2 separate regions of the Homo sapiens genome follow, and region 1 is linked to region 2. The links are chromatin loops, found by intact Hi-C in ENCODE. Cell type or tissue: HepG2. All regions are shown on one strand. Each heading gives the region's core, and the rest is flanking DNA. Links, peaks and the distances in the headings are about the cores only.

The links. A loop is a pair of places that touch in the nucleus more often than their neighbours do. Peaks named below come from ENCODE experiments on the same cell type or tissue, not always from the same donor. Only the 100,000 strongest peaks of a DNase experiment are listed, where the experiment ranks them.
Region 1: it touches region 2 in a loop (3-fold over the local background); 3 of 110 quality-filtered maps call a loop at or near these places.

Annotation. Positions count from the first base shown.
Region 1 is chr20:20,935,536-20,951,166 of GRCh38, forward strand. No RefSeq gene overlaps it. Among named protein-coding and RNA genes, the nearest start is that of LINC03083, 27 kb to the right of the region's middle. In HepG2, for the core only: no CTCF peak of the experiment used is centred there; a DNase peak (open chromatin) is centred at 6,226; H3K27me3 peaks cover 1,426 bases.
Region 2 is chr20:21,010,176-21,025,806 of GRCh38, forward strand. No RefSeq gene overlaps it. Among named protein-coding and RNA genes, the nearest start is that of LINC03083, 48 kb to the left of the region's middle. RefSeq lists enhancers at 7,265-8,464, 9,568-10,526. In HepG2, for the core only: no CTCF peak of the experiment used is centred there; DNase peaks (open chromatin) are centred at 7,656, 9,816 and 10,616; H3K4me3 peaks cover 1,312 bases.

The DNA of each region.
Region 1 (15,631 bases), core at 3,190-11,189, 74 kb before region 2:
AATATTTTGGCAAACTTCAGCCTGATTTTAGGTGGGGTCTCAAGCAGGTGGTTGATGGGATGTGATGAGGAAAGAAAAGACCTGTTAGTCTTGGGAAATGCAAAGTTTGTTTGATTTGAGTTTTCAGAATTTGTTTATTTTTCTCATCAAAATCCTCATTAAAAGAGTAAGGGGGAAAAACTCCCTTTTGCTTTTATGGTAGGTGACGTATTCTGCAAATCCCAGGACAATCAGTCTCAGCCAAGCCCTTAAGAAAGCCAACTGGAGGCTCCTTTCTGCTTCAGCTTTCTAAATGTTCTGAAATTATAAAGCTGGATTTTTCCTGCTGTTTCTGTTTGGGAAGGCACTTTTTTAAAATTTAAATTTAAATTTTTTATTTCCATAGGCTTTTGGGGAACAGGTGGTGTTTGTTTCCATGAGTAAGTCCTTTAGTGATGAGTTATGAGATTTTGGTGCACCCATCACCTGAGCAGTATACACTGAACCCGATTTGCAGCCTCTATCCCTCACCCCCTACAAAGGAACTTTTTAAGAGAAGACAAGGGTTTATAACATCTTCCGGGGAAAAAAATCCACCAGATTATTCCGAGAGACTTTGTAGTGAACTGGAGTATAATGTTTGTGTGAAGAGTTGAATTTTGAATTTTCAAAGCAGGTATATTTCTTAACATGCTTTGTGATTGTTTTGTGAAAGATTTGAAGTTAGAAGATATTATTAACTTGTATTCTTTATTTTATCACTTTCCAGCATGTTTTAAGTAATATAAAAGATGCTTTATGGAGATGTGTGTGTGTGTGTGTGTGTTCAAAAGTAGTGTAAAGAAATTCCACTCACTTTTTTGGGGTGAACTTTTAATTGGTTTAACAAATATGGAGAAAAATGCATAATTTAAAGGTTTACAGCCCAGTGAATTTTCACAGAGTGAACACACCCACGTACTCAGCACCTAGTCCCACCAAACCTTCTCCACGCCCCAGCAACACCATCCCCAACCAAGAAAAATCATTACTCTGATCTCTAGCACCATAGAGTGTAGTTGTGCCTGTTTTGAAATGTATATGAATGGAATTACAGATTATCCGCTCTTTGGTGTTTAGCTTCCTTGGCTCCACATTGCGCGGGCAAGATCCGTGCCTGTTGCTGCCTTAGCGATAGTTTCTTCATGCTTAGGGTTGTCTCAGAGACCGTTCTGTGGATGTTCCCTAAATTGCTCACTCATTCTCCTAATGATGGACCCAGCTGAGTTAAGTTTGGAGTCATTATGAAGAAGGCTTTTCTGAACATTTTGGTACATGTTTTTTGGTGGACAGAGATATTCGTTTCTCTTGGGTGTATACCCAGGAGTGGAATTTGAGGTTATAGGGTATGTCTTTGTTCAGTTTAGTAGGTATTGCCAAACAGCTTCCCAAAGGGTTGTATCAACCAAGACTCCCATCATAATTCACCTGCAATTTTGCATACACCGCAATACTCTAACATCTCTTTTCATGCATGGTGTTGCTTTTTCTTCCTGCCTACCTATTTGCAATTTTCTAACTCATCACCACCCACTGTCCTTCCCAGACCCAGACTTAGCCTGTTGAGCACTGAACAGCATCGAAGTTCAAGGTTTGCTGATTACTTCATTGTTTATTTGCCTGTTAAGGAAGGAGGCAAGGAAGGTTAAAAGCAGTTTAGGAATTATGTATCGTTTCCTCTAACTACAGTCTCATGATACTCCATCCTCACAGGCCAGTTAGAAAGTCAGACATATTGAATGCTGGTAGAGATGGTTTGAGTACTCAGAGAGTGCAAAAAACAAACAAACAAACAAACAAACAAATACTACGTATTCTTTTCTTCTTAAGGATCAACAGTGTATTCTTTTCTTCTTAAGGATCAACTCATGGTTTATATGAATTAAATTTTTGGCAGTAGAATCAAATTAATTTCTAATAGAACTGGGTGGATTTCATCACTATCCAGGCTTCCTTGCATAATATTTGATGAGGGTGGATATAATCGAAATAAAGCAAATCCCAGCAGTAAATACTGGTGACTCTGAGCTGTCCTCTATGGAAGTAGAACTATCTCTTCAGGCTGGTGGGCATTCAATTCTACACTTTCCCTCTGATTTTTCATGGAAGGGGGGTTTACTCTTAAATACATAATGGATAAAAATGAAGATGGAGAGTGGATGGAGATTGGATGGAGAAGTAGGCAGAGGAAATAGTCTTACATCCCCGGATCAGGAAAGAATAAGGGCCCAGAAAAGTGGAAGGAAGCTATAGCACTGGGGGACTCAGAGGACCCCAAACTCTCTCCCACTATGAAGTTTCCTTGACTACTCAAAAACGACATTTCTTCCTAGTCTGATGACCCCACTCACCCCGTGACTAAAGACCGTGGACAGCCACGATTTTGGGGCTGACTGCTCATGTCCAGCACCCCCTTCCCTTTGTTCGTGAAGCTCACGTGGAAGCAGAGCCTTACAATGACCCCAGACGTCAGGGCTGGACCAACTGCCCGTATTAGATTTTTAGGGCAGCCAATAACTAAATACCACAGGGTAGCTTAAAACAACAGGAATGTATTCTCTCACATTTCTGGAGGCCAGAAGTCTAAAATCACAGAGGCAACAGGCCATGCTTCCCCCAAGATTCTGGGAGGATCCTTCCTGGCCCCTTCCTGGCTCTGGTGGCCGGCAGTCCCTGGTGTTGCTTGGTGTGTAGAGGCATCGCCACGATTTTTGCCTTGTTGTCCCATGACGGCCTTCTCTCTGCGGGTCTCAGTCCTCACATGGCATTCTCTTCTTCTTATAAGAACACCAGTTATGCTGGACTAGGGCCCACCCTAATGATCTCATCTTAACTCAGTTACCTCTGCAGAGACCCTATTCCTACTAAGGTCACATTCGCAGGTTCTGAGGGGTAGGACTTCAGCGTATCTTTTGTGGGGACACAATTCAACCCAGAATACCCTTTGTGTTGGGTCAAGTTCTCTAGAAGTAGAGCCTGAGGTGAGATTCTTGTTCAAGCAATGGATTAAAGATGTACCTTCCAGAGAAGGAGGGTGAGAGAATCAGGGGAGGGCAGGGGCAAAGGGAAGCAAGGATGTGGTCTCAGAGGAAGGTTAGCCTCAGCCTGGCTCCACAGGGTCTCTGAAGAATGAATTCTGCCATACAGTCAGTCCATTTTTAGGCCTGTGAGCCAGCTTCCTACACACTCATGTCACTCTGTCGTTGGCTAGGAGCCTCCATGGGTGTCATCTCCCAAGCACGGCGGTCCCATCTGCTGAGGACAGTTATCTGGAGAAAAGGAAGACATTCTCTGCTGTGAGAAGACAATTCTCACCGCAGCTGGGCATCTGTGTGGGGCATGGATGTCAGCCCCAGCACTTCCAGCAGCTGGTTTGCAGAGGGGGCCACAGACGTGCCTGCTGCCTTCCCGCCCCTCCCCCTCCACTGCCCATCGTCTCTTAAGTTTATACATTGAATGATTAAATGTTACTTTTGGATAAATCAGATTATTGCCAACTTCCCACTTAATAAATACAGAGCAGTAAGCAATATTTTACATTAAGCATTAAGTTTATACAGTTGATCCTTGAACAACGTGAACTTGAACTGCATCGGTCCACTTATATGCAGATTTTCTTCTGTTTCTGCCGCTCCTGAGACACCCCCCACTTCCTCATTTTCAGCTTATTCAATGTGAAGACATTGCACAAGGATGAAGATCTTAGTGATGATCCACTTCCACTTCATGAATAATAAATATATTTTCTCTTCCTTATGATTTTCTTTTCTTTTTAAGAAGTGCAGTGATGCAATTATGGCTCACTGTAGCCTCAAACTTCTGATCAAGGGATCCTCCAGCCTCAGCCTCCCAAAGTGCTGGGATTACACCTGCACCCATCGCCTTATGATTTTCTCTTTCTTTCTTTCTTTCTTTCTTTCTTTCTTTCTTTCTTTCTTTCTTTCTTTCTTTCTTTCCTTCCTTCTTTCTCTCTTTCTCTCTTTCTTTCTTTTTATTTCTTTCCTTCCTTCTTTTTCTTTCTTTCTTTTTTCTTTCTTTCTTTCCTTCCTTTCTTTCTCTTCCTTCCTTCCTTTCTTTCTCTTTCTTTCTTTCTCTTTCTCTCTTTCTTTCCTTCTTCTTTCTTTCTTTCCTTTTTTTTTGAGACAGGGTCTTGCACTGTTGCCCAGGCTGGAGTGCAACCTCAACCTCCTGGGTTCAAGCAATTCACCCACTTCAGCCTGCCAAGTAGCTGGGACCATAGGTATGAACCACCCCGCCCAGCTAATTATTGTATTTTTCATAGAGATCGGGTTTCTGTGTTGCCCAGGATGGTCTCGAAATCCTGGACTCAAGCAAACCACCCACCTTGGCCTCCCGAAGTGCTGGGATTACAAGTCCGAGCCAGTGGACCTGGCCCATGATTTTTTCTTCTGTCTAGCTTGCTTTAAGAGTATAGTGCATAATATCTATAACATATAAAATCTGTGTTAATGGACTATTTATGTTATCAGTATGGCTTCTCATGTGTATTAGGCCATTCCTATGTTGCTGTAAAGAAAGCCCCACTCTGTGGTTCTTTCTGGGCAATTCTGGGAGGAATTTAGTGTCCTCAGAGCTCCTGGTGGAACCCAGGCTCAGCTGCCTCCAGCATGAGCTCATATGCTGGTGTTTTTTCTTTCCCTTGCTTCCTTTCCCTGCTCCCTCACTCCTGCTTCCTGGGCCCACCTCCCAGATAAACCATCTGCATTCAAGTCCTTGTCTCTGGCTCAGCTTTCCCAGAAATCCCACCCAAGACAGCTGCCTAGAAGAACCTTTTACACCCAGTTTTTCTTGAAAAGCATGATTTACTCAAGATCAACCAGCCTATGGGCATTTTCTTGAGGAGTTTGATCGTGGCTGACGTTGACACTGGGCAAGTCAGCCATGATGGCCTAAAAGCATGGCCTTGGAAGTCCAATCTTTTTTGTGTGCCAGACCTAACCCCAAATTCCATTTTTTGTTTCAAGTGAGATAAATTTACATACAGTGAAATACATATTTTAAGTGAACAATTCAATGACTGTCAATAACCAAAATTCCTATCAAGATATAGAGCATTTTCCTTACCCCAGACAGTTCTTTCATGCTCCTTCCAGTCAAAGGTAACCATTGATCTAATCTCTATGACCTTATATTAGTTTTGTTTGTTCTTGAACTTGATATCAATGTTTTCACATTGCATGTATTCTTTAGTGTCTAGTTCCCTTTGCTCAACATGTTGTTTTTGAGATCTATCCATTTTATTGTATATATCAATCATTTGTTCCTTTCATTGCTGAGTAGTATCTCATATGAAAAAAAACACATTTTGAATATTCATTCCCCTCTTGATGGACATTTGGGTTGTTTCTACTTTGGAGCTATTAAGAATAAGGATACTATGAACATTCGTATACAAGTCTTTTTCTTGAAGAGCATATACATCTTTTCATTTCTATATATTTGGCTGAATGCCTAAGAGTGGAAGGCTGCTGGCACTTTTTTAATGTTTTAAAAATCTGCCAACTGTTTTTCAAAGTGGTTGTAGCATTTTATATTCCCACAAAAGTTATAGGAGAATTCCAGTTATTCAACTTTCTCATCCCTATTTGATGTTGTCACTCTCTTTTAATTATAGACATTCTCATCAAAGTGCCCAAATTGTTTCTTAAGTAGAATGTGATGATTTGGACTATTGTTTACTGACTTCCCTCCCATGGTGAAAAGCGTAGGCTTCCCCACCCCATTGATACTGGGTTTGACCATGAAACTTGGCTTGACCAGTGGAAGATTAATGGACAATATGGAAGCAAAGGCATGGAATATCCTTGTGCTGTGTCTTGCCCTGTTATGTTTCTGCCAGTGCCACAAGAACATATCCTGGCTAATCCACTGATCCAGTAAAGGAGGAAAGATGTGGGGAAGAGGTAGACCCAAATGGCTGCTCAGAGCCAAACACATTGGAGTCCAGCTACTTTGGACATTTTGGGAATATGTGATCCTTGTTTTAGGCCAATGGGTTGTGGGATGATTTGTTACACAGTATAACTGTGGCAGTGATTGATTGCCACCATAGAGCCAGGTGTCCTTGTCAAGCCTGTCAAACTGCCTGGAAGCATAACTGCCCCATTCCCAGCTGGACTACCTGCTGAAGTCTGCATTAACCAACATAGTGAATAGCTTCATTCTAACTACTCTGGGCAACCTTGAACTTCTTGCCACTCAATATTTATCAAAGGCTTGATTAAAAGAAACAATATTTACAAAGGACGGTCTGAAAGTTATGCCATCCAGCCATTGCCTGAGTCCTGTAAAATGTCTCGCTGCATTAATCTCAGGTGGCAGAGAGCTGGTGTCCTAGGACTGAATTGTTTTTGCTCTCTCAGAACAGCTTCTACCAGGTTGTGTTTTGGCATGACCCTATCAATGTATCACAGAGGAAATTATAGGGGAAACCTTCATGATGCTTGTGTTTGTATCTGCTGTAAGGACATTGTTGGGCATGCTCTGTGAAAAGGCAGGGGAGGGGGAGTGAGTTTTATTATGATTGATATTGTTGTAGTGTTAATTATTGACTATTCAAACAACCTCTTATCCACTATTCCTGTCTGCAATTTCCCATCACACTAAACTGCGCTGAATGCTTTTGCTTGCGTAATCTTTAAAATATAACTTTACTTATTGTACAACTATTATTGTACATATACAGATGCATACATACATATATATAGGAAAATATATAATATACAGACAAACATAGAGAGGGAAATAAAATTTATTTCTAAGACTTTCAATCAAAGATAAAGAGTCTGGATTTTGAATCTTGACTGTCCAGACTGGAATTCCACTTGCAGCATTTACCTTTAGCTAACTATTTAATCCATCTCTGCTGCTCAAATGGAATCTAACAAGATGTTCAAGCGGGTCTCAGCCCAAGACAATTGATGCTCCTTCCAAATAAGTTGCAAGTCCATGATATAGGTTTTATGAAAGAAGTGACTCGTGCTTGCTTTGTGACTTAATTGTTCACCCACAGAAATGGAATAAAAGGACTGGAGGCTACCGGAGAAGAAAGAAGATAATTTTTGGAAGAATTGATTCTGCTCTGAGTCCTGTACTCTCACAGAATAGAAAGGTTTAGATGTTCTGTTCATCTCAAGTCAAAGGAATAGTGCCTATAGAGAAGTTGAGGGCATGATGAGGTCTCCTGCAGTCATGAAGACACAGTGGACTGGTCTGACCCAAGCCTGACACCTTAAATGGAAAGAAACAAGCTAACTGTTCTGATGGCAAAAGGCAAAATGAAGTGGCTGCCCTGAGCAAACTTCACTCCCAGAGTCTCTGAGGACAAAGGATAAACAAGTGTTTCCTGTGTGTTATGCATGAAGGAGCATCTTCCTGGAGTCATCCCAGAAGCTGCCTGGGAGTCATCTGAAGAAGCAAAAAGATCACCTTTGAAAGGAGATGGAGATACCACCAGATGCTTTTTGGCTGGAGAAGGAGTTCATAACCAACCATCCAAAGAGAGACGCTTTCATCAGCAATAAGGTAACTGAATATGGCAGATCCCTAGGGAAGTAAGAGAACCCATAAACATGGCCCTTGACAAAAATGATGAGCCTTAAACACCTGCAAATCCAGAGAGTGCCAACACCAGCTCTCTACGCTCTCCAGGAGCCAAGTAACAATGTTCCCACCCCTTTCCCGCCTTTCCTCCTCAGCCCAGCTCCTCCCACCTACTTCCAGGTAAGTCACTCTCCCAGGCTGGGAAAGGGGAATAATGGCAACCATGAATGATGCATAAAGTATTGATTACTACCCTGAACTAGGCATATTAGCTATTGACAGGAAAATGGGCAGAAAACACATGAGACATGCTAATTTTAATCTATGGGCAAGAGGAGAATGAGTCCAAAGGGATCATTTTAAAAGGCAGTGGCACAAAGGAAGCTACTTTGGGATTATATCCTACAAACCATGCTGTTTCACCGTACTGGCAATAGGCGGATAATAATGGCATCTAACTTCATAAGGGGAAGGAATAAATGACCTCATTATGAAGAAATGAGCTAATGTGTGCAGAGCACTTAGGACAGTTGCTGACAATATTATACTACCAGCAATTTATTGCCTCTCTGATTAGTGGCTTGTTTTTTTGTTTTTTTGTTTTTTTTTTTTTGAGATGGATTCTCACTCTGTCGCTCAGGCTGGAGTGCAGTGGCACAATCTTGGCTCGCTGCAACCTCTGCCTCCCAGGTTCAAGTGATTCTTCTGCCTCAGTCTCCCAAGTAGCTGGGACTACAGGCACGTGCCACCACGTCCGGCTAATTTTTTGTATTTTTAGTAGAGACGGAGTTTCACTGTGTTAGCCAGGATGGTCTCGATCTCCTGACATTGTGATCCACCCACCTCGGCCTCCCAAAATGCTGGGATTATAGGCGTGAGCCACTGTGCCCAGCCTAATGGCTTGATTTTAGTTACGAATGTTCTCAGTTTAGAGTTCAAAAATTATTAAATTTCTATATAAATATACATATATATAATAAATATTAAAATTAATATATAAATTTTAATAAAACTAGATTGGTACAATTTTTAGTCATTTAACTACAACTCATGTTATTAAACATTTTTCAAAAGCAAACTTTTTATGGTTACAAATATCCCATCCCACAATAGCGCAATAATATGCTGAATCATTTAGCTGCTCCTGGATTATTTGAGAGTCATTGTGTTAATACACAGCTCAGCCTGTCAGCACTCTTCCTTTCTAGCCTTAAGTGCCTGTACATCACAGCATGCCTCCATCAAGTCAGGATTTTTGCCTTATCCCAAACAGGAGAGTAGCTCTAGCATCTTCATTTGTTTTTCACGCAAAGAACAAAAACTGTCTTGTTCACCAGCTCCTTTTAAAATTCTGTCCATCCTTCAAGCCAAGTTTAAATGCTGTGACTTACAGGAAGCCTCCCCTGATTTTCTTCTATTCCTTCACCTGCCTCCAAGTGGAAATATTTGTCATCTGCCTTGGTAGAGCTTGACACTTTCCATGGCACTATTATTCTTGTTTTTCTGTGAGAGTTACTGAATTTGTGTCTTATCTCCATATCTAAACAATAAGCAGCTTGAGGGTAGAGAATGTTCCTTTTTCATTGTGACATTTATTCACCAACATCTGAAAGTATATGCTACAAGTCATCCATTGTGCGGAGTGATGAGGGGACTAAATAAACAAGACCCAAGATGAGCATCATCATATTTAGTATGAAAAACAGGTATTGTGATAGGTTATATTAGTTTTTCCAAATACACACTTCCTCACTCTGTGAAAACATCATATCCACTAACATGATCCATTGATCCAATAGACTTGGCCCATTGACTTGCTTGGTGTTGCAGTTAGCTTTTGCAGCATAACAAAAAGCTTCACATCTTTGTAGCTTAAAACAGCAATGATGTCGTAGCTCATGATTCTGTGAGTTGGTAACCTAACCTAGGCTCAACTGTATGGTTTTTCTGCTGATCCTGCCTGGACTAATATTGGGCTCACTCATGTGACTGAAGTCAGGCACATGGGGCTCTGCTGAGCTGGATGATCTTAAACTCCTCATTCGTATGACAGGAGGCCAATAGGCAAAGGTGTCTTTGGGTGGGCCTCTCCAGAAGGCTAACTTGGACTTATCTACAGGGTGCTCAAAGGGCTGTAAGAGCAACATAAGAAGACAAGCACTTTTCTTTTCTTTTTCTCTTTTTTTTGAGATGAAGTCTCACTTTGTTGCCCAGGATGGAGTGCAGTAGTGCTATCTCAACTCACTGCAACTTCTGCCTCCTGGGTTCAAGCGATTCTCCTGCCTCAGCCTCCCAAGTAGCTGGGATTACAGGCATGCACCATGACATCCAGCTATTTTTTGTATTTTTAATAGAGATGGGGTTTCACTACATTGGCCAGGCTGGTCTCGAACTCCTAACCTCAAGTGATCTGCCAGCCTCGGCCTCCCAAAGTGCTGAAATTACAGGCATGAGCCATGGTGCCCAGCCAGACAAGCACTTTTCAAACCTCTGCTTGTATCACTAAAATGATAGAGAAAATTTGCTAGTCACCAGTGGAAGCAGAACATTTATGGCATTAAAAGAGTTCAGGCCAGGCGCGGTGGCTCATGCCTGTAATCCCCACACTTTGGGAGTCTGAGGTGGGTGGATCATGAGGTCAGGAGATTGAGACCATCCTGTTTAACATGGTGAAACCCTGTCTCTACTTAAAATACAAAAAATTAGCCAGGCGTGGTGGCACACACTGTAGTCCCAGCTACTCGGGAGACTGAGGCAGGAGAATCACTTGAACCTGGGAGGTGGAGGTGGCAATGAGCCGAGATGGTGCCACTGCACTCCAGCCTGGGTGACAGAGAGAGACTCCATCCAAAAAAAAAAAAAAAAAAGAGGTCATCATGTGCCAATTCAAATTAAATTGAAATTATGAAGGAGCAGAATCCATGAACAGCAGAAACTATGAGATTGAGAAAAATATAGAGAGAATAAACAAATGGAATCAACTGATAAGAGGAAAAACGAGGACAGATAAAGAGAGGAGCAAGGATTCCAAGAGAGTTCAAAAATCCCTGTCGGCTTTCAATGTCATTCCAAGTTCAACTGCCTACTTGTAATAAATTACAATAAATTTCCTCATTCCTAATTCATTTGAATGAATCTCTGTTCCTTGGGACCAAAAAGACTTACTATAACAAAGTTAGTGCCAGGAGTGGGGTTTCATGGAACCAGACACTCAGAAGATGTGCAGGGTGTTTGGAATAGTAATCAGGGCAGCAAGACAGTCTTTATAACCTGGGATCAAAGGCAATCATTCCATTATAAAGAGCAATGTAATGGTACATTAAGCTGCTGCTTGTGGTTGCCTATGACTCAGACTACCTCCATGGGTGAGGCTTTGGAGGTTTGTGTAGCCACAGAGCTGTTTAAAGGAGATAAGGTGGGGGCTCAAAACAGCTGTGAACAATTTCCAGTGGCTGAAGAATAAGTTCTGTATCTGGGTTGTGCAGCTGAAAGCAGACCTTTGGGAACATGGTGTGACCCTACTAAGTAATGCCTTTTATGCTTAGAACTGACACAATGAGTCCATTGAAAAGCAAGTCTAAAAATGGCCGTATGCATTGCTGAATTGCAGCATGGGCGAAATTCCCAATATTAACATTTTCTATCACCCAGGTTAAGTATCTGATTGATAAAGACTAGACTTTGCTAATAAACATGGTATATCTGGAAGATATTCAAAGATTTGGAGATCCCCTACCCTCTAGACTCTGAACACTTCCCATTTTATCTCCCCCACTGCCATCCTCATCGACGCTACTCTCTCTTCATTAATAATGGGCTGGCTAGGCGTGGTGGCTCACGCTTATAAATCCCAGTACTTTGGGAGGCCAAGGCAGGCGGATCACTTGAGGTCAGGAATTCTAGACCAGCTTAGCCAACATGGTGAAACTCTGCCTCTACTAAAAATATAAAAAATTAGCCAGGTGTGTTGGTGGACACCTATAATCCCAGCTACTCAGGAGGCTGAGGCAGGAGAATCACTTGAACCTGGGAGGTGGAGGTTGCAGTGAGCTGAGATCACGCCACTGCACTCCAGCCTGGGCAACAAGAGCAAAACTCCATCTCAAAAGAAAAAAAAAAAAAAAAAGAATGGGCCGTGGGCTGGGCACAGGGGCTCATGCCTATAATCCCAGCCCTTTGGGAGGCCGAGGTGGGTGTATCTCTTGAGGTCACAAGTTCGAGACCAGCCTGACCAATATGGTGAAACCCCGCCTATACTAAAAATACAAAAATTAGCTGAGCATGGTGATGGGTGCCTGTAATCCCAGCTACTCGAGAAGCTGGGGCAGGAGAATCACTTGAACCCGGGAGGCAGAGGTTGAAGTGAGCCGAGATCATGCCACTGCACTCCAGTCTGGGTAACAAAGCAAGACTCTGTCTCAAAAAAAAAAAAAAAGAAAAGAAAAAAAAAGAAGAATGTGCCACGGACAATGTTGATGCTTCTCCCAGGTGCCCTGGGATCACTTTTTACTATTTTTGTGGGCCCCTGATTTTGATGTGCTTATCCTTACAAGAACCTGCCTCTTTCCCAGAGAACTGCCCTATGCTGCTGGAGCCCACTCTAGTAACCTTCTTCATGACTTTGCCTGACAGCACCATGCTTGATTTTGTCACCATCTTTGCAGAATACTCCTAGTTATGGCCGGGCTTACAGGGCAGAGCCAATGATAAGATCACAAAGCATTTGCTTGGCTCCCCAAAATTTTAGGAAAGAAAAGGAAAAAATGAGAGGTGGAGAAAATTTTGTACATACCTAAAATGTTTTAAAACTTTCCTCTTGAACAGGCGCGGTAGCTCACATCTGTAATCCCAGCACCTTGGGAGGCCAAGGCAGGTGGATCACTTGAGGTCAGGAGTTCAAGACCAGCCTGGCCAAAATGATGAATCCCCTTCTCCAATAAAAATACAAAAGTTAGCCGGGCATGGTGGAGGGCGCCTGTAATCCTAGTTACTCAGGAAGCTGAGGCAGAAGAATCACTTGAACCTGGGAGGTGAAAGTTGCAGTGAGCCAAGATGGTACCACTGCACTCCAGCCTGGGCCACAGAATAGGATTCTGTCAAAAAACAAAACAAAACAAAACAAAAAAACACAACAAAAATCTTTCCTCTTAATAAATTGAAGAAGTGTTTAAAAATGCTTTCATTTGTCTTTGATAAAAAAGATTACTGTTTGAAATATTAGAAAATCACTCAGAATTATCTCCACATCAATTCAAATGAGGGCCATATCTGGGAATCTCCTATGTCTGGTCCTTTGGGAACAAGAACAAGAATATAAGTGTGCTGTGTTAAGGAGTTAAGGACACCACCAGCACAAAGAGAGGTGAGATTATAATTTTTAAACAAAATTCTCTTTCATTTGGACTGGGACTAATTCATGAATTCCATTGCAATTAAACTGAGTGAGCACAGGCTGAAACCAGCAAGTTCTCCAGGAAGAATCTTTCTTGGTGAAATTGCTTTATAGATTGAGGCAGTGAGACACCCCACATCAAAATATGACTTTTCCCAGCATCTTGTCTTTTTATTATCAACAGTAAACATGCATCGAGCACCTGTTTTATGTGTCTCGCTGAATTGCATGCTGGACATGTTTTAATGTCTGCTTAAGGAGGATTTTACCTGTAAGTGGTTTTCAAGGCCATTGAAAGAAAGATAGTTTAGTTACCTAGGAGGTTCAGATCTAGAGGACAAAAGGACGCAGGCAGAGCAATATGTGCAGCGATACCCTTGACAGCACCATGAGGGGCTTTGCTTTGCACAGGAGAGCCTCTAATCCAGCTGTGTCCAGGAGTCAGGCAGGTGAGTGTCCCAGGCAGCTGTAGACACCAATCCACAAGCACTTCTCGTGCCTGTAGCCCCAAGGTAAGTAGTTATCCTTTTTAAAGGAATTATTCTGGGACGTTTATATCCAATAAACACATCTTCTGGCCAGGGGGGCACATCCTGGCTCTGCAGTACTCCGTTTGAGTCTAATAGTTACCCTCTTCTCAAGGATCCAGATCTTGGCCCCAAACATCCTCCTCTTTGTCCCTTGGACCATTAGGGTCTGTGTTAGGCACCTGCTGTGTTTCCTGGCCCAGTCTCCATTCTTCTTTCTGCTGCAAGTAATCCTTTGATTTACCTTTGGGGAACTGTGATTACAAGCAGGATTCTAGCCACAAGGCCTATGAGAAGCTGTGATGTAGGAATTCAGAGTCCAGAATATGAAGCTGCTGTGTTTGAGCCCTGGTGATGCCATTTACCAGCTGAGTGACTGTATTAGTCTGTTCTCACACTGCTAATAAAGACATACCCAAGACTGGGTAATTTATAAAGAAAAGAGGTTTAACTGACTCACAGTTCCATATGGCTGTGGAGGCCTCACAATCATAGCAGAAGGCAAAAGAGGAGCAAAGTCACATCTTACATGGTGGCAGGCTAGAGAGCACGTGCAGAGAAACTCTCCTTTATAAATTCAACAGATCTCATGAGACTTCTTATTCACTATCATGAGAACAGCACGGGAAAGACCTGCCCCATGATTCAATTACTTCCCACTGTGTCCCTCCCACAACATGTGGGAATTGTGTGAGCTACAATTCAAGATTTGGGTGGGTACACAGCCAAACCATATCAGTGACCTTGGGCATGTTTCTTACCCTCTCTGTGCTTTCTTTTCCTCATCTGCAAAATGAGGGTAGTAGTCACAGGTCCATCGTGGTGAGAGTTAAGTGACTGCATCCAAGAGCCTGCCACAGGCTAAGTGCTCAATCCATGATATCACTATTACCCCTGCCATCTGGCAGAGCTTTGATAGGAAAGTCAGTCAGCATGTCGTGACCATTCCACAGAGTGGTTATGTGACCCTTGCCAGGCTGATCAGACCATTTCTCCCGGGAATTTGATTCTTGAACCAAGTGAAAGGACAGAAAAAGTCAGGGAGCCAGTTTATTCAGGTGATGCCATGAAGGTGCTATAAAGAAGCTGTGTCTACCTCCCAGCTTTCTAGTTGGCACTGGTCATTGTCCTCCCCAAGCCCTGGCTCTTTAGGCTTTCCTACAGGCCCTGAGAGCTGCCCCTGCCCTTTTAACACATCCTTGTTTTGCCTAAGTTGTTCGGGATCTATTTCTATTGTTCATAACCAAAGCATCCTGGCCAACCCAGGTCCCTGTGGTAATGTTGGGGACACTGCAGTCTTTGTATATTTGATTCAAGTTCGTTGCTTGATTTGCTCAGGCACATTCTCTGGAATGAGAAGAAGTCGAGACTAGGACTCCCTAGCATAATTTGAAAGCCCTCAGCCCCTAGACATTACAGATCCACCACCCAAATCCCTTTCAAGGAAAGACTTGCTTGTCCAGCCACATAAATAATGACCCAAAATTTATTGGCACAAAACAATTATTTATTTTTCTTATGGATTCTATGGATGAGAAATTAACAGAGTAGGAGCAACTTGCCTCCAGTCCAAGATTTCTTGGGCTTCAGCTGGAAGATTCCAATGCTGGGGGCCTGAGTCATTTGAAAGCACATTGCACATTCAGTTGCACATTGGAATTTGGGGCTGGCCATGTTGTCTCTCCCTGTGTCCTGGGCTTCCTCACAACATGGTGACTGAGTTTCCAGGGTGAGTACTTGGAAGCAGACAAAGCCAGGTAGAAGCCACATGGCTGTTTATGACCTGGCCTCTGAAGTCACATGGCATCACTTCCCCCAGCATCTACTTACGTTGAATTTCCAGGGGAGAAGAAATGGACTTTACTTTTTGGTGAGTGAATGGAAAGGCTCTGGAAGAACATGTGGAGTCAAAAATATTGAGTTGGCCATTTTTGGAAAATACAACTTGCCGCATGTTCCCTTAGAGCAAAAATAGAAACAGTAAACTTTGGCTCCACAGGAGAGCTGGAGCTTCACCATCAAGGATGTAAGAAGGAAATATGCAAATATCTGGATTCAAAAGGAAAACATAATGGATAATTTGAAATAGCCAAATATTTGTGTCTTATAAGTAAAAACATTAAAACAAGCT
Region 2 (15,631 bases), core at 3,042-11,041:
CCCAGAGTCAGCACAAACCCCACAGTGAAGAGCTCAGTTCCACCAAACTGCCCCCCACTTCAGATGCCAACTCCAAGTAATTGATACCCAGGTTACCCACAGTTCTGTCCATCTTAGCTACAAGTTGAAGGTTCCCATGACTCCTTCCTCAGGTTCGATGACTTGCTGTAATGGCTCAAAGAACTTAGGAAAACACTTTATTTATATTTACTGGTTTATCATAAAGGATATAAATGAACAACCAGATGAAGAGATCTATAAGGCAAAGTATAGGGAAGGGGCTCAGGGCTTCCATGCCCTCTCCAGGTGCATCACCCTCCTGGGACCAACCCAGGAGCTCTCCAAACCCCAGTGTTCATGTTTCTTATGAAGGCATCATTACACATGCATGTTTGATTAAATTGTTGACTATTGGTTATTAAACTCAATCTCTAGCCCTTCTCCCTTCCATGGAGGTTGAAGGATAGGACTGAAAGTTCCAACCCTCTAATCACATGATGGGTTCCTCTGACAACGACTCCCATCCTGAAGCCATCTAGGGCCCCACCAAGAGTCACCCCATTAGCATAAACTCAGATATGGCTGAAAGGGGCTTGTTATGAAAAGGACACTTCTCTCACCCCACTCATTCAGAAAATTCCAAGGATTTTAGAAGCTCTGTTTTCAGGCACAAAAAAACAAATATTATAACAAAAGTTGCTCCTATCACCCCAGTCACTCAGGAAGTTACAAAGGTTTCCGAAGCTCTGTGCCAGGAACCAGTGGGGAGAGACCTAATATATGTTTCTTATTATGCCATAGGCCCTGACACTATGCTTTTATTTATTGATTTTAGAATAATGTTTTTATCTTGACTTTTTAAATACATGCTCATTATGAAATATTCAAGTGATGCCTAAAAGTACAAAGAAAAAGAGCAAAACCTTTCTGACTAGAAATCATGATTTTCAGCATTTGGTGAGCACCATCCCGGACCTCTGTGTTTGACTCACACAACTCAAATGAGCAAAATATAGATAGGAAGTCAACTAGGGGGAAAAGATCATGTTAAATATCCTATTCATTTACTTGCTCATTTTTTGTTTTCCAGACCTCCCACCCCAAACTCTACACTGGAAAAGTCCATGAGGGCAGGAACTTTAGTTATCTTGTTCATCATGGAACCCTCTGAGCCTAGTGCAGTGCCTGGCATTTAGTAGGCTCTCAAAAAATATTTGTTAAATGTTGAAATGTTTCTACTTAGAAGGGAACATTTGTGCACACCTGTGGTTCCAGCTACTCAGGAGGCTGAGGCAGGAGGATTGTTTGAGTCCAGGAGTTCAAGGTTGCAGTGAGCTATGATCCCGCCATTATGCTCCAGCCTGGACAACACAGCAAGATGCTGTCTCTAAAACATATTTCTTTATTTGAAATTTTTTTTTTACAAAATATTTCTTCCTAGATGTTCTTATGATTCTTTCTTTAACCTTGGAGTTCAATGGCTTCCCCAAGATATATCTCAGTGTTGATCATCGTATATAATCTTTTCCTGGGGCACTTTGTTTTATCAATGTTTCCTTATTTTAGTAAAGTTCGCATATATTAGATCTTTGAGTAGTTCATTCCATTTTCCTGTTCTCTTTTTCAGAAACAGTAATCATGGATATGAGGGTCTCCTTTGTCTTCCATATCTATCATCTTCTTTGCAATTGTTGTTTATGTTGACTTTACCATTTCGTTTTGTGCAATAACCTCAAGGCTGACTTTATCTTCAGGTATATTCCCCCATATCCCTTAATTTCCTTATCACAAGGACGCATCCTATCGCAGGTCTTGTGTCCCGGACTACTGTTGCTAATAGCAAAGCTCTTCGGGGTACACACCTTCAGGGCTGTGAGCAGGCTCTGATTGTCCTTCCCCACCCCTCCCCTCGCTTCCTCTCTGGAAGTTTTCCTTGACTAGGAGACCAGGTCACAAGCAATAGAAACAGACCCACATGGCCACTGCTTTTTTAGCCACCCCTTCATCCCTGACCTCGCTATAAGCAGTGGACAAAGGACATTCTCATCTCTCCCCTGGCCCGCCCATGAAACTGGATCTTGACCCTTTAAGAATCCTTGGATATGTTTTTCTTGATGTGGAGAAATGCTTTTGGAGAGGTACTTACACTACTCAGGTTTGTGGCAGCATGTGTGCTCTTGGCCTCGATTTCCTTATGTTTGCCAGGAATGTGGCGGTTTGTGGTGTGATGCTGTGGCAGTTTCTACTTCATTGATGATGGATTATGTTCCCTCTATCTTTTGTCCTTTTGCTGATGTAGGCGGAGTATGAAAGAGGAGCAGAGCAAAGATGCTACAATGCTACTGTTGGTAGGTATAAAGACTTGGCCCAGATGAAAGAGATTTTTGCACTGGGGATTACAGGTCTGGAACCAGCGGAATGCCTACGATGCTCTCACTTCTCAAGTTTGCCCTCCCAGCCATGTCCATGGTGAAGAACACTGCTTAATGCATACACCACATGCCTCCCTAATGACATTTCCCACTGTCATGCTGCATCTTACCTCTGTTGTAATAAGAGTTATTTGACCCCCATGGCATAGGCCAAGTACCCATGAGCTTTTATGCTTCTTGAGAGTCATAGGTGTCCTGGTGATTCGCAGCCATGGGCAGGTGCCCCTAAAAGAATAAGTAGCATTCATTTCTCAAGATATAGCAGCTTCCAGTCTTCCTGTCACAGGAAAGGAGAAATTGGCTTGGTGAGGGAATATCCATACAGTAGTCCCCAACTATCCAGTTGGCTGCCTTGAAATACTGCTGTGGGAGAGGCTGGAGAAAAGGTGAAGGAGTAGCTGATGCCCCCAGGTTGATAGAAGACAGCTCTTTTTTCCTCCCCCACCCACAAACTTCCCTCTTGCTGTGAAGTCAGAGGCAGAAGCTATTCCAGGGACAAGCTGCACATCCAAAGCATTCCGAGTTTGCTTCCTTACGCACCCTGATTCCAATTCCTGCCCCTGCATGTTGTCTGCTTCCCATCACCTTTTCTTCAATGTGTAAAACCTTAGTAAAGTATTACCAGTTATTATCCATGGGCAATTCACTTGTCTATATTGCCTGTAGAATGTCATATCAACCTTGATCTTTCAGTTCATTATCAAGTTCTGACAGATTGGTTTTAAAGAACCAATTCCATGGGCTGGAGTCAGGGCACTGCCAATTTCTGAATGGCTAAATTTCCTGTGACCCATCCGTTCAAACATCACCTGGGGATGCCCTTTTACAACAGAGGAGGTTGAGATAGCCACAGTTCAATGAATTAACAATGCTAGAGTTTGCACGCTTTCTGTGGTTTGTATTAGCTTTAAATATCTGGCAATGTCCAGTTCAATGGACATTGGCCACATGACAGTGATGTCCCTTATGCACACATTTGGAGCATCCTTTCTTCAAACTGTACTCATGTGAACAAATTACAAAGAATCTTGGTGGGAGTCCAAGACAGCGTGAATTATGCTATCTTGAGGCCCTTGCTTAAGCAAGGATATTGCTTTGTTTGCCTAATGTGATCTTAAAACATGCCTGCAAATTTTTTGACACTCATCCCTTCGAAAAATGTGGAGTTTAATTCTCCTCCTATAAAATATGAACTGGCCTTTTGGACTCACTTCTAATGAATAAAATGCAGCAGAAGTGTCTCTGAGTGACTTCTGAGCTAGGTCACAATGGGTTCAGCTTCCACCTGACAGGCCCCACTCTCAGAACTCAGCCACCATGTTGTAAGGAAGCCCAGGCAAGTGGAGTGGTCACAGGCAGGTGTTCCAGCCAACAGCCCCAGCTGAGGTCCAGCCCACAGCCAGCATCAACCATCCGAGGTGTGAGTAAGCAGTCTTTTCATGAATTAGCCCCCAGCCTCTGAGCTGCCGCAGTTAACACCACGTACAGCATGGATGAGCTACCTCTGCAGTACTAGTCAGCCAGGGCTGCCATAACAAAGAACCACAGATTGGGTGGCTTAAACAACAGAAATTTATTTTCTCACAGTTCAGGAGGCCAGAAATTGAAGATCAAAGTATCTGCTGGAATTGGTCCTCTCTGGGGACTGGAAGGGAAGGATTGGCTCCAAGTGTCTCTCCTTGGCTTGAGATGGCTGTCTTCTCTCAGTGTGTCTTTATGTCACCCTCTGTCATTGCCTATGTCTGAATTTTCTCTTCTTATAAGGATGCCAGTAATATTGGACTAGGGCTCACCCTAATTAATGACCTTGTTTTCACTAACTCATCTCTGTCTCTAAACACAGATTCTGACACACTGCAGGTTAGGACTTCAGCATGAATTTATTCAAGGGACACAAGTCAGCTTGTAACACCTGCTAAGCCTCCACCCACATTGCAGACTCATGTGCAAAATAAATGTGCTGGTGTTTTGAGCCACTAAAATTTGAAGTGGTTTATTTACACAACAAAAACACAACGATATGCCTAAGGTACTTGACTTAGAGACTCAGGTTCTGGTGACTATCTCAGAATTTATTCAGCAAACACCCTCTGACATCAGGACTATACCATTTGGGGTGGTTCTCAAAGAACCCAGGCCAGGCCACATGCAAAACACTTGGGAGGGAGCTGCAGGACTGCATATTCAATGCTATCTGTGTTCTGTTTTAATATTGTTCCTTGATTGCAAGAAATGGGATCCACTGAGGCTGTCTCCAGAAACTTTCTTTCAGGAAAAGTTATTCCTTAAAATAACTTTTTAGGGAAAAAGTTATCATAGGGATGTTCTGGAACAGAAGAGGGATGCAGTCAGGAACAAATCTAAGGCCAGAAATGGAATATGTCTATAGGAAATAGAGTTGCACCTCTCAGCAGTTGACTTTGGGACCTGTTCTGGATGCAGGGAGTTCTGCGGCTTTTAATATAGGGGAAACATAGTATTAAGAGCACCCTTTTGGAGCCAGACAGCCTGTCAAAGCCTGGCTCCACCAGGTACTAACAGTGTTGTTCTGGAAAAGTTATTTAATGTCTCCATGCTTCTGCTTCCTTATCTGTTAAAATGGACAATCCAGTACCTATTACATGAAGTTGTAATCTAGGATCATTTATATGATGGGTTAACTATTTATGTATGTATTATACGACTTGCAAGGAATGAATTTCACTGCTGACTCTTCTCTCTCCACCTGGCTTCCTTTAGTGACCCAGAGTTACTGCTCCTCCATTACTTCGGCTTGTACAGCAAATTCATTCATTGATTCAGCAAATGTTTACTTGGCACCTAATGTGTGCTAGGTGCTATTTTAAGCCCTGGGGTTGCAGCGTTGGGTCAATGAGATAAATCAATCAATTGGGCATTGTGTCAGTCATTCAAATATGCTTGACCTCATCAACCTTGATTCTATCATGCTCTTCTCAGCTAAAGTTCTACTTTACTTTATGAACTTCTAGCAGATGCTCCCGCCATTCAGGGGCACCTTTTCCCTGCTTCTTAGCTCAGATCCTTGGAAAAAGCCCTCTGGCCCAGCTTATCTTTTCAAATCAAGTCACAAAATATTTTTGACCCACTTTCTGATTGGTTTCCTAGGATCAGGTGGTCACTCATCCAACCAACTGTATTCTAGGATGGGAGATGGATCCAGGACCCAACCCACATGGACAGCAGGGCTGTGGGGCAATCACATGATGGGCAGCTTTGGTGGGAGGCCTTAGCGCAGTACTTTAAGGATGAGGGAGCCCACCATGGACTCCTGTGGGAGCTTGGAGTGCTCCAAAGAATCCTTTAGTCAATTTCATACCACACAGGCCCAAGGAGGGTACATGACTTCTGGAAGTCACACACAGCCTGTTAGTGACACGCTGGGTATGGAGCCAGGTGTGAGCATCTTGTATGAGCACCTTGTATGTGTGAGTTCAGCCTGCCTGGTGTGGCCGAGGCAGTCGGTGCCCCTTCCGTTTCCTCTGGACATTCACTATTCTCGTGTGAGCCAGCAACTTCAGAGAGAGCTTTCTCTGGCTGAAGAGGTATACTTGGCCTCTCAACTAAAGACAAACAAAATCTGGGGGTACATACCCCAGCTTCCACACCCCTTGGGTAGGACAAGTCTGAGACGTGTCCCACATTACCTCCCAGAGGTCCCCAGCAGGACTGAGCCTCAGTTGCCCACACCTGTAAACTGCTCCTTATGCAAACATATTGATTTCTTCCCTTCCCTATCTCACTTGCACTCTCCTCCACCTGTACTTTCTGCAGTCACCTGTCAAATAAACCACTCAACACCTTGCACTCAACACCTTTCTGAGGGTCTGCTTCTGGAGAAACACAGGCAAAGATGCCTTCCAAGTAAAGCAAGTGGCAAGGCCATGTTAATAAGAGAGAAAAAACGAGGCATGGGGAAAATGCCTGGATAGAGAGACACACAGATGCAGATACCTGCAATGTTGGTCTTATGGAAACCATCAGATGCAATGGGAGGCTACTTGCCATAGTCTGGAGCTACAGAGAAAAGCAGGCTGCAGATGGCAAGGTGGAGCCATCGTGGGAGGAGTTGCTTGTAGACAGGACGCCTAACCAGCTATTCTTAAAATGTTGCATTCTTCCATTTTAATCTCACTCATTATTGAATCATTAGTAATGATTTATATGACATTGACTTTTTTCAGAAATCTTGACTAACTCTTTGACAAGAGATTAATAAAGAGTGGGACTTCAGATGTCAAGTTTTTATGAGCAAAAGTGTCCAAGGCCATCTCTAGATGGGTATTCTTGGCTGTATTCACCACGCTCTCCAGAGACTGAAAAGCAATTGTTTAGCTGGGTAGAGGAGCTGAGCTGAATTAAATTGACCTGCATGATACAGAAAGTAGCACTGAGCACATTTAACTAAGGAGTCTTTGAAAGAAATCTATTTTATCGTAGCTGACTGCTGAAATTATTTTAAGGAAGTGATTATCAATCTAATAATTTAAAACGCATGAATGATGTCAGCATCCAAAATTAAGGCAGACTGGGAGAACAACGTGCCTGCTCTCGAGTAAAAAGCTAAATGCATCTTTATTTCTTTCTGCTTTTTTTCCTCTTTTCAGAAACATGAATTTGACTGCTTTCAAAAGCCAATTGTTATGCCTACATCCTGAAAAGGGAGATGAAATTTCCATTTATAGTAGAATACCAGCAGCCTCACTTAATCCAGATACACATATACCTAAAAGCACTTTTGTTCCAAATATAATTATTACTCTGCGGGAAAATCTGGTATGAATCTCTTGGTTTGGTGGAGTTTTAAGCCTGTCTTTAATTTAAAATAACTTTATTAGAACCCCTAGAGATGAGAGTGGACACAGTAGGGAAAGGTAGTTATCATGATGAGAAAACCAGGGATGCTGGAATTCCTTCATTGCAGGCTTCTGGCTGGAGTTATTAACTCAGCTATGGAGTCTGAGCGCTCTCACCACTTGGGTAATGAATGAATAAATGAGTGTTTAAAAGCCCTCTGAGCCTGCTAGGCCTGCCCCAGTGTGCATATATGACTCTCAGAGCATTGTGGCCATGGTCCGAGCAAAGCTAAATCCTTTCGTGAAAAGGTTCCCTCTTATGGGCTTCTGCCAAAGCCAGTGTTCGCTAGGAAAGGCAGCAATTTTTTTTCTCCTCTTCAAAGGGACCTTTATGTACTAACTCACTCCCACCTACTGTGCATGTAAATTATTCATCAGTGATATGGCCTCTATTTATGACTTTGATCCTTTCCTTCCCCCGGATGCCCGAGGAGCATGATAAGACGGGTGAGTTATCAGAGTGGCTTTGATCTCCTGCTCGCAAATGGTATTTTGTGGTGGAACATCTGAGCCCCCTCTGTAGCTGCAGGGTGGGTCGAAGCTGAGCAGAGTTTGGGGTTTGTAAGATGTCCATCTCCTAGCATTAAACCGTCTTCGGGACAAAATGGGATGGGACAGAAACGAGCCTATTTCTCCCCCAAAGGAGCAACTATTCACACACAATGATTCACAGGCACCCACAACTGCTCTCGCAGCAGGCAGGACAGTGCCATGATAACTCGAAGGTGCAATTCTCATCCAGAACTTCTTTCAAAAGAATCACACCACCTAGGCCTCATGCAATGGTGTTCCAGGATAAATAAGTCACTTGGGGAGAAAACAATAGAATCATGAGGGATGGGACCCTCAAAATTGTTTGCTCCGTCTCACATGGTAAAAATAAGCTTTTCCTTGTAAAAGGGGGTAAAATGTAGGGCATACAGAATGCTGGAAGGAGGAGGGAACCTCCACACTTCTCAGAGCCCTGAGATGATCGTTCCCCGCAGTTTGTCATCAAACTATTAGTGACTGCCGATTGTGTCTGGCATTGAATCTTCGGCGCGCTCACAGTATAGAGACCAAGGACGGTGGACTCTCTTTCATAATGGCAGTGTAAACCACTTTGCATTAAGTAGGAATAATAACCTTTTTTTAAAGAATGTGTCAAAATAATTACATTTCTTGTTGCTTTCCTTTCTTCCACATCACATGAGCAAGCACATCAGCCTCACTTGAACAGATGAAAGAAGGACGTTTTTTCAGTGAGGGCTGTTCTAAGAGGAACACAGGACCAACAGTGAGAGGGCCTCCATTCCGTCATGGCTGACTGGGATTTTAGGCACTGCATGAGCTAATTCTAGCCAACATTGTGGATTTGGTTATACCTCTTCTTTCTCAGGTGACTAGGAAGCCATACTGTCAGGAATATTTGCCCTGCGAATGTCCCGTATGATGTCTGCAATGTTGCAGATACTCCTGCCACTAGCAAATTCCCTCTACTGTGTTATTTTTCCTTTACTAAAGGTGATATCCTCCGAAACATTCACTCTTTAACTCAGAAGCCGAACTTTAAAAGGGGACTTAGTAGTAGCTCGGATGTAGGTTTCATTATTTTGTGAAGAATTTTGTTCAAATGCATTTGAAAATCATTTTTAGAATTTCAGAATAAAGTCCATTCATGTTTTTCAATGGTGCATTCACAATACAACAGATTTGAGCTTGGTGTGGCCTGTTTTGATGCAGGTTACCTGGTTGGCTTAGTTTAAAATTGATATCACAAGTGCCTTAAAGCGCATTTCATCAAATGTTTATATCTAATGAGATATTTAGGGGACAGATCATTTTTTATATCTTGAATGGCCTGGTGTACAAAAATCACCTCATCTTCATAAGGAAGGAGAATCATTCTAATTTGCTAAAGGGGGAACAAATTATTGATATCTTCTCATGTTTTCTAATAGTATGTTAGCAATAAATAGCCTTGATGTTCCAGAAAGCAAAAATCTCTGAGCTGAGGGAAAACAATTCTACCCTGCCGCGCGCGCGCACACACACACACACACACACTCACACTCACTCACACACACTCTCTCACGCTCACATGCACCTTCAGTTTTTCCCTTGCTGTCCCCCCATATGGGAGGAAGAGAAGATGTCTCCAGAAGTGTGAGCAGAGTAAGTAAACATGGAGAGTTTGTGATGCTTTGGTGACAATTACCTCTCCTTTCTGCTTCTGGCTGCTGTGGTTCCAGATGGTGGAAACGTTCCGTCCGATTCTTCCCTCATATTGTGCGTGCTCAAGCCACAATACCTAGAATCCTGAGCATTGTAAGTGTTTAGTAAACACCTGCTTCCAAACAGTGGGTAGATATCTCCAAGATGTGCCCACAGCCCCTGCCCAGCCCCCTTTCTCTGCCCTCCTGGGGAGCCTGATTCTATGGGCAGCGCCTGGCGTTTGTTTGCTTGAAAGCCCTGACTGATGGGGTTAGACAATTATGACCTTGGTTCCTAAAGAGCAAAGTGCTTGCTTGGAATGTTGAATTCCGTGCTGGGGCAGGGGGCCTTAGATAATGAGTGAAATACCTCGGTCCCTTCATCCCCACCACCACTACCCACCTCTTCCCAGTCTCAGAAAAATGCCTCCCACAGCCAGCTTCCACAGGGCGACTGCATCGAGTTTTCATCCTGTCCGCCTTGTTAGACTACACGCGCGGTGGGGGCATCGGATGATGCAGCGTGGCTGCTGTCGTTTTGGCAATGCTGTTGCCGGGGGGCAGGCCCCTGGCCCCCAGCTTGGATTCGCAGACCCCACGGGGCCGCCTTGGATGTGCAGACACAGCAGCGCGTGCGCGCTCAGCGGGCAGAGCTTTGTGCCCCGGGCCTCCTGGGACGAGGCTGCAAACCTTCAGATCCCAGCACAGACCCCCCGGCTTCCCTCTGCCCGCAAACTTCTCCTAATTAAGCCAGTCCATCTAATTACGGGGTGTTCCATCAAATATTTCTCCAGATGCTTCCGATGCAGCCTGCGGGCGCTGGTCAAAGCTGGCGAGGCTTGTGATCAGGGCTGCCGGCCCTGCGAGGGCCGCGCGCGTTCCCCTCTCTCCTGGACGTGCCTGTCTCCAATACTGCACAATCCGCCCTCACTCATTTGCTCCGTTGCCTGTCGAAAGCACAGAGCGTAATTACTAAAGTTAAGAAAACATCCCTGTAATTAGCCAGGCAACTCTAAGCACAAGAAATGGAAATTAGTCACAGTACCATAAATTAGTTTGTGCATACATTACGTTCAAGGATCGCCCTTGGGGCCCTGTGTTTGCAGTCTTTGGCGAGCAACCCCCCGTATCTCAATAAAGCATTCCTTCCCGGGTGAGTATGTCGCAAGAAGGGGAGTTTGGCTTGGATTACAAATTTTTTAATTCTTTCGTAGACAGCAGCCAGAATAAAGTCTAATATTCCGGCTGGGGAAACAGACACAAGCAAACAGTGATTTTTTTTTTCCTGTTGATTTTATTTTCCTTTGTGGGCATCTGTTAACCTAGGGCCATCAAGGTGTCTCCAAACAGTGGGCTCATCAATTGCATTGTTTCACTCATTAGGAGCAGTAGTTATAAACTCTTTAAATAACCCTGATTTTCAACTATTTTCACAGTCACTCCTCTTGCTAGCAAAAGCCAGGAAATTGGACTCAGCTACACACAACATAGCATTTGCATCAAAATAATACAGCAGGCAACAGCAAGCCACAATCACATCACTCAGAAGGAAGGAATAGAATACAAATTAAAGGAAGAATGTAAATTTTTTGCCATTAAGCTTCAATGACCATTTGAAATGGTGGAAGGCACAAAGGTTCTTGATGAGCGTCATCTAGTTTGATTATTCATACTTGTGTTTCTGCTTGAATTAAAGCAGGAGTGCTAGAGCCCGTTAAGGGAAAATATTTGAATTGATAGTGAACTCTCACCTTGCCGTGCATCCATTTACTTTTCAAATGAATACCAGATAAGTTAGTGCATTTTCTAATCGGCCTGTTTTCCAGTGAGTGCTGTCATTACATACCAATTTCTTTTAGAAGTGCTTGCTAAGAAACATTAACTACTCACAAATAAGGAGCTGTCTGTCACAGACTGAGGTCTTAAGCTCACTGGCTCATTTCTGCCAGGATAGTTGAGGGCTGTAGAGTCCACAGTTGCCTGGCCTGTCTAAGCTTCAGTCTTTTCCCTACTTCCCAAGCCAGTCCTTAAACATAGGCAAGGATTTTGCCACCTGCCATGTTTCCAGAACCAGGTGGCATTTGCTCTAGTAATAGCCCAAACCAGCTTACCATTGAGTAAATATGTTATTGTGTGCAGGTGACCTGGGTCCACCCCCTGCTCTGATCCTAACTGCTGACCCAGACTTCAGATTCAAAGCTGACTGAGGACAGTGTATCATTTATTCCTGAACACCAGCTCCACAACTAGTAGGTACATTGACTCAACATAGAGAAAACGGGAAATGTAAAGTCTGAGGGTTGTGTGTTTGGGAGAGGTGGGGTGGGGGTGTCTCATTTTTAAAATACACGTTCAAGTTTTGGACAAGGGCACATAAGCAGAAACTGCTCCTCCTGATGGGGAAAGCACCAGAACATTGCTACTCCTCAAGAAGAGACTATATATATATATATATATATATATATATATATATATATATATATATATATATATATATATATATTTGCGCTTAATCAGGGAGAAAGAAAAAGAAGGCACTTACTACCTGGGTCTACATTTGGCATCATAAAGAGTTTCTTTGGGTTACCCCTCCTGTTGAATGTTACTGGTTACACATTTGTTAAAATGTGTCCATTTTTTTAATCCAAAAATTTACTTTCAGGAGTAATCATGGGTAAAATATAGGGCATACCTAAGGGAGTGAAGTATCGCTCACCAACCTTGAGTGACCTTGCTTCCACATGATTTTGTTTTGCAAATTCTGGTCTGTTCATTGACAGAACAACAACCACATTGATGTGAGCTCCTCATACATCTTCAGCCAAGGCACACAGAAAAAGGAAATGCCTGACAAACAACCCTTCTGAGTGAAGAATGATGGGATCTAATGCCAGGTGAGAAGAGTCCTTATCTGGTTGGGATCCAAAGGCTACTCTTATTTTTTATTTTTTTAATTAAAAAAATACATTTTGGTAGGCCAAGGCAGGAGGATCACTTGAGCCCGGGAGTTTAAGACCAGCCTGGGCAATATAGTGAGACCCTCTCTCTACAAAAAATTTAAAAAATTAGTCGGGCATTGGTGGTGCACACCTGTAGTCCCAGCTACTTGTGGGGCTTGACGGGGAAGATCACTTGAGTCCAGGAGGTTGAAGCTACAGTGAGCTGTGATTGCACCACTACACTCCAGCCTGGGTACCAGAACGAGATTTTTATCTCAAAAAAATTAATGAAATAAAATATTATAATCTCAAAATTGGTTAATCTCATAACTGAATTAAAAGTCAAATGAAAATATAGGGAAAGCTGACCATTAAAGGAGCTGTTGAATATGTGCCGTGGCCACCTATGATAAGGAAGTAACCCAAGCCCGCCCCCGGTAGTGCCCTCCAGACCTGACTCTGAGATTGTCCATAGGACTCTGTTGATTGGCCAGTGGATATCAACACATATGATGTAAGCAGAGACTTGAAAAGCATTTAGCATTGCCCTCTTGCTGCACTTGGAGATAACCATGTGAACAAGCCCGAGCTATCCTGCTGGAAGATGAGAGACACATGGATAAGAACTAACAACCTGCCCAACCATCAGACTTGCGAATGAGGCCATCTTTGGTCATCCAGTCACAAGACACCCCACAGATGTACATTGGCAAGAGTACAACAGGAGTCAGCCGGGACAACCCAGCCCAGAAGAGCTGCCCAGACAACCTACAGAATCATGAGCTAAATATGACACTCAAGGTGTAGGCAAATATGCACAGAGTCTAAGACTTAGGCCCATTTTCCTAAAAATTCCCTTTTATTATTGAACCACCGAAATAATTTTTTAATATTCTTAAACAACCAAAATTGTGGTAAGCATGTTCAGGTGCAGTGGAGACTGGATAGTGTATTTAGGACTCTCCTGGTGTGCCTCATTACCTACCAATTACACCAGACCATCTGACAAAGCCTGCTCTTAACCATACAGGTAACTGTATTCGAAATGACACTTTTGAATATTTTGAGGACTAAATGAGTGTGTGTCTGTGTGTGTGTGTGTATGTTTGTGTATAGTAAATGCTGTCTGTGCTCTGTCCCCATTCCCTACACGTCCTTCTCATGTTTATGTGTGTGCATTCACTCCAGCAGCCAGGACCTCCTTTCTTTGGGAGAAACTATTCCTCACCCAACCAAACCACAGGGCTCTCTCATGGACTGACAGTCTTAGTCCACCCCTAACCCAGCCACAGGTGACTGATCCATCAACAGGCAAGTGACCCAAATCACACCAACCAGAATCCTGGCCTGGAATTTTCAAACTAAAGCCTAGGAGAGACAGATGGTTAGACTTATCAACAAGGACCTCTCAGCAGCTGTGTTCCCTTCCAGTCTGATATTCAGAGAGACAGAGAAAAAAAGAGACCAGTAGAGTATATGTCATGGGCCTTCCCCATGAGATGAGACACCAATGTGCCTTTTTGTCCCAAGTCAGTTAGAGGTATGTTTCTGTCACTTGCAACCAACAGATCTCTGGTTGACTGACACCTCTGGATTCCTGGTTTCCTAGCACTCTTGGTCTTATTTGAAATCCACTTGCTGAAGCCACCTATTAGACCTAGACTGACTGCTCCTTCTTGGTCATATCTTGGATATGGTGTTTCCCCTCAGGGTTCCTGAAGTCTGTTCTTTGTCCACTCATGCAGTGTGGTCCCAAGAAGAATAAAAACATGAAGTTCACAGCACTGCGGAGAACAGCATCAGCCTTTTCCTAACTAAAGCTCTTTACTTCGTTAGACATTAGCTCCCTCTTCTTTGCTCAGCCTCCTCAGCCACTAGTGACCAGCATTAACCTTGAGGTTGTCTAAAGATGAAAGAAGAGGCCTAGACAATTCATGACCAAAACACAATCATAGCGACTCTGTTTGACATAGAGAGGAATTGGACAACATTGGATCATTCATATGAATATGTGCATGTTTAATTAAGTTGGCAGAGACAACACTCTTGCCATGTGACACAGCGGCTCTCAAACTTTACTTGTTTCAGAAACATCTGTGATGCTTTTTCTATCTACAGATACCACAGTCCCTCCCCAGACCTCTTGGATACAGGCTTTGAAAGTGGGTTAAAAATAAGAGCAAATGATAAAAATCACCAGATTAAAAATGGGCAAAGGACTTGAATAGTCATTTCTCCAAAGATGATGAACAAATGGCCAAAAAGCACATGGAAGATGCTCATCATCATTAATCATTAGGGAAATGCAAATCAAAACACAATGAAATACCACCTCTGGTTGAATCCACAGATATGGAACCTACAGAAATGGAGGGCCAACTGTATTTGTCCTTTTGCAATTGGCTTATTTCACTATTTTTATTTGTATTATTTTTTATTGTTTTTTCTGAATATTTTCAATAATACCAATAAAAAACAGTTTAACAACTATTTACATAGCATTTACATTGTATTCGGTATTATAAGTTATCTAGAGATGATTTCAAGTATTAAGGAGGATGTATGTAGGGTATGTGCAAATACAACACCATTTTATATAAGAGACTTTAGAGTATCCATGGATTTTGGTATCTGTATTGTACAATTCCACTTATATGAGATACTTATAGTCAAAATCATAGAGACAGAAGGTAGAATGGTGGTTGCCAGGGGCTGGGGGGTGGGGGGAATAGGAGTCATTGTTTAATGGGTATAGGGGTTCAGTCTTACAAGAGGAAAAGTGTTCTGGAGATGGATAGTGCTGATGGTTGCACAACAATAAGAAAGCACTTAATACCACTGAACTGCACACTTAAAAACGGAAAAGATGGTAAATTTTATATCATGTGTATTTTACCACAATAAAATAAAAATGAAAAAAAAATTAGTTGCCTGGCATTCGCTATGTGCTATGAGTTGGCTTTAGCGGTATAATGGAAAGAGTTCAGGCTTTGAAATGAGGGAGGCCTGGGCTCAATGCTCCGGCACCTGCACTGAACCTGCCACGTGGTGTTGAGTGAGCTACTTCATCTTTTGGTATTTAATTTGTGCATCAATAAAATGGCAGCAATAATATCTACCTGATACTTTTTACCCTTCTACCCTACCTTGTAGATATTATTTAGGATAAAATGACATAAGGTATGTAAAGATAC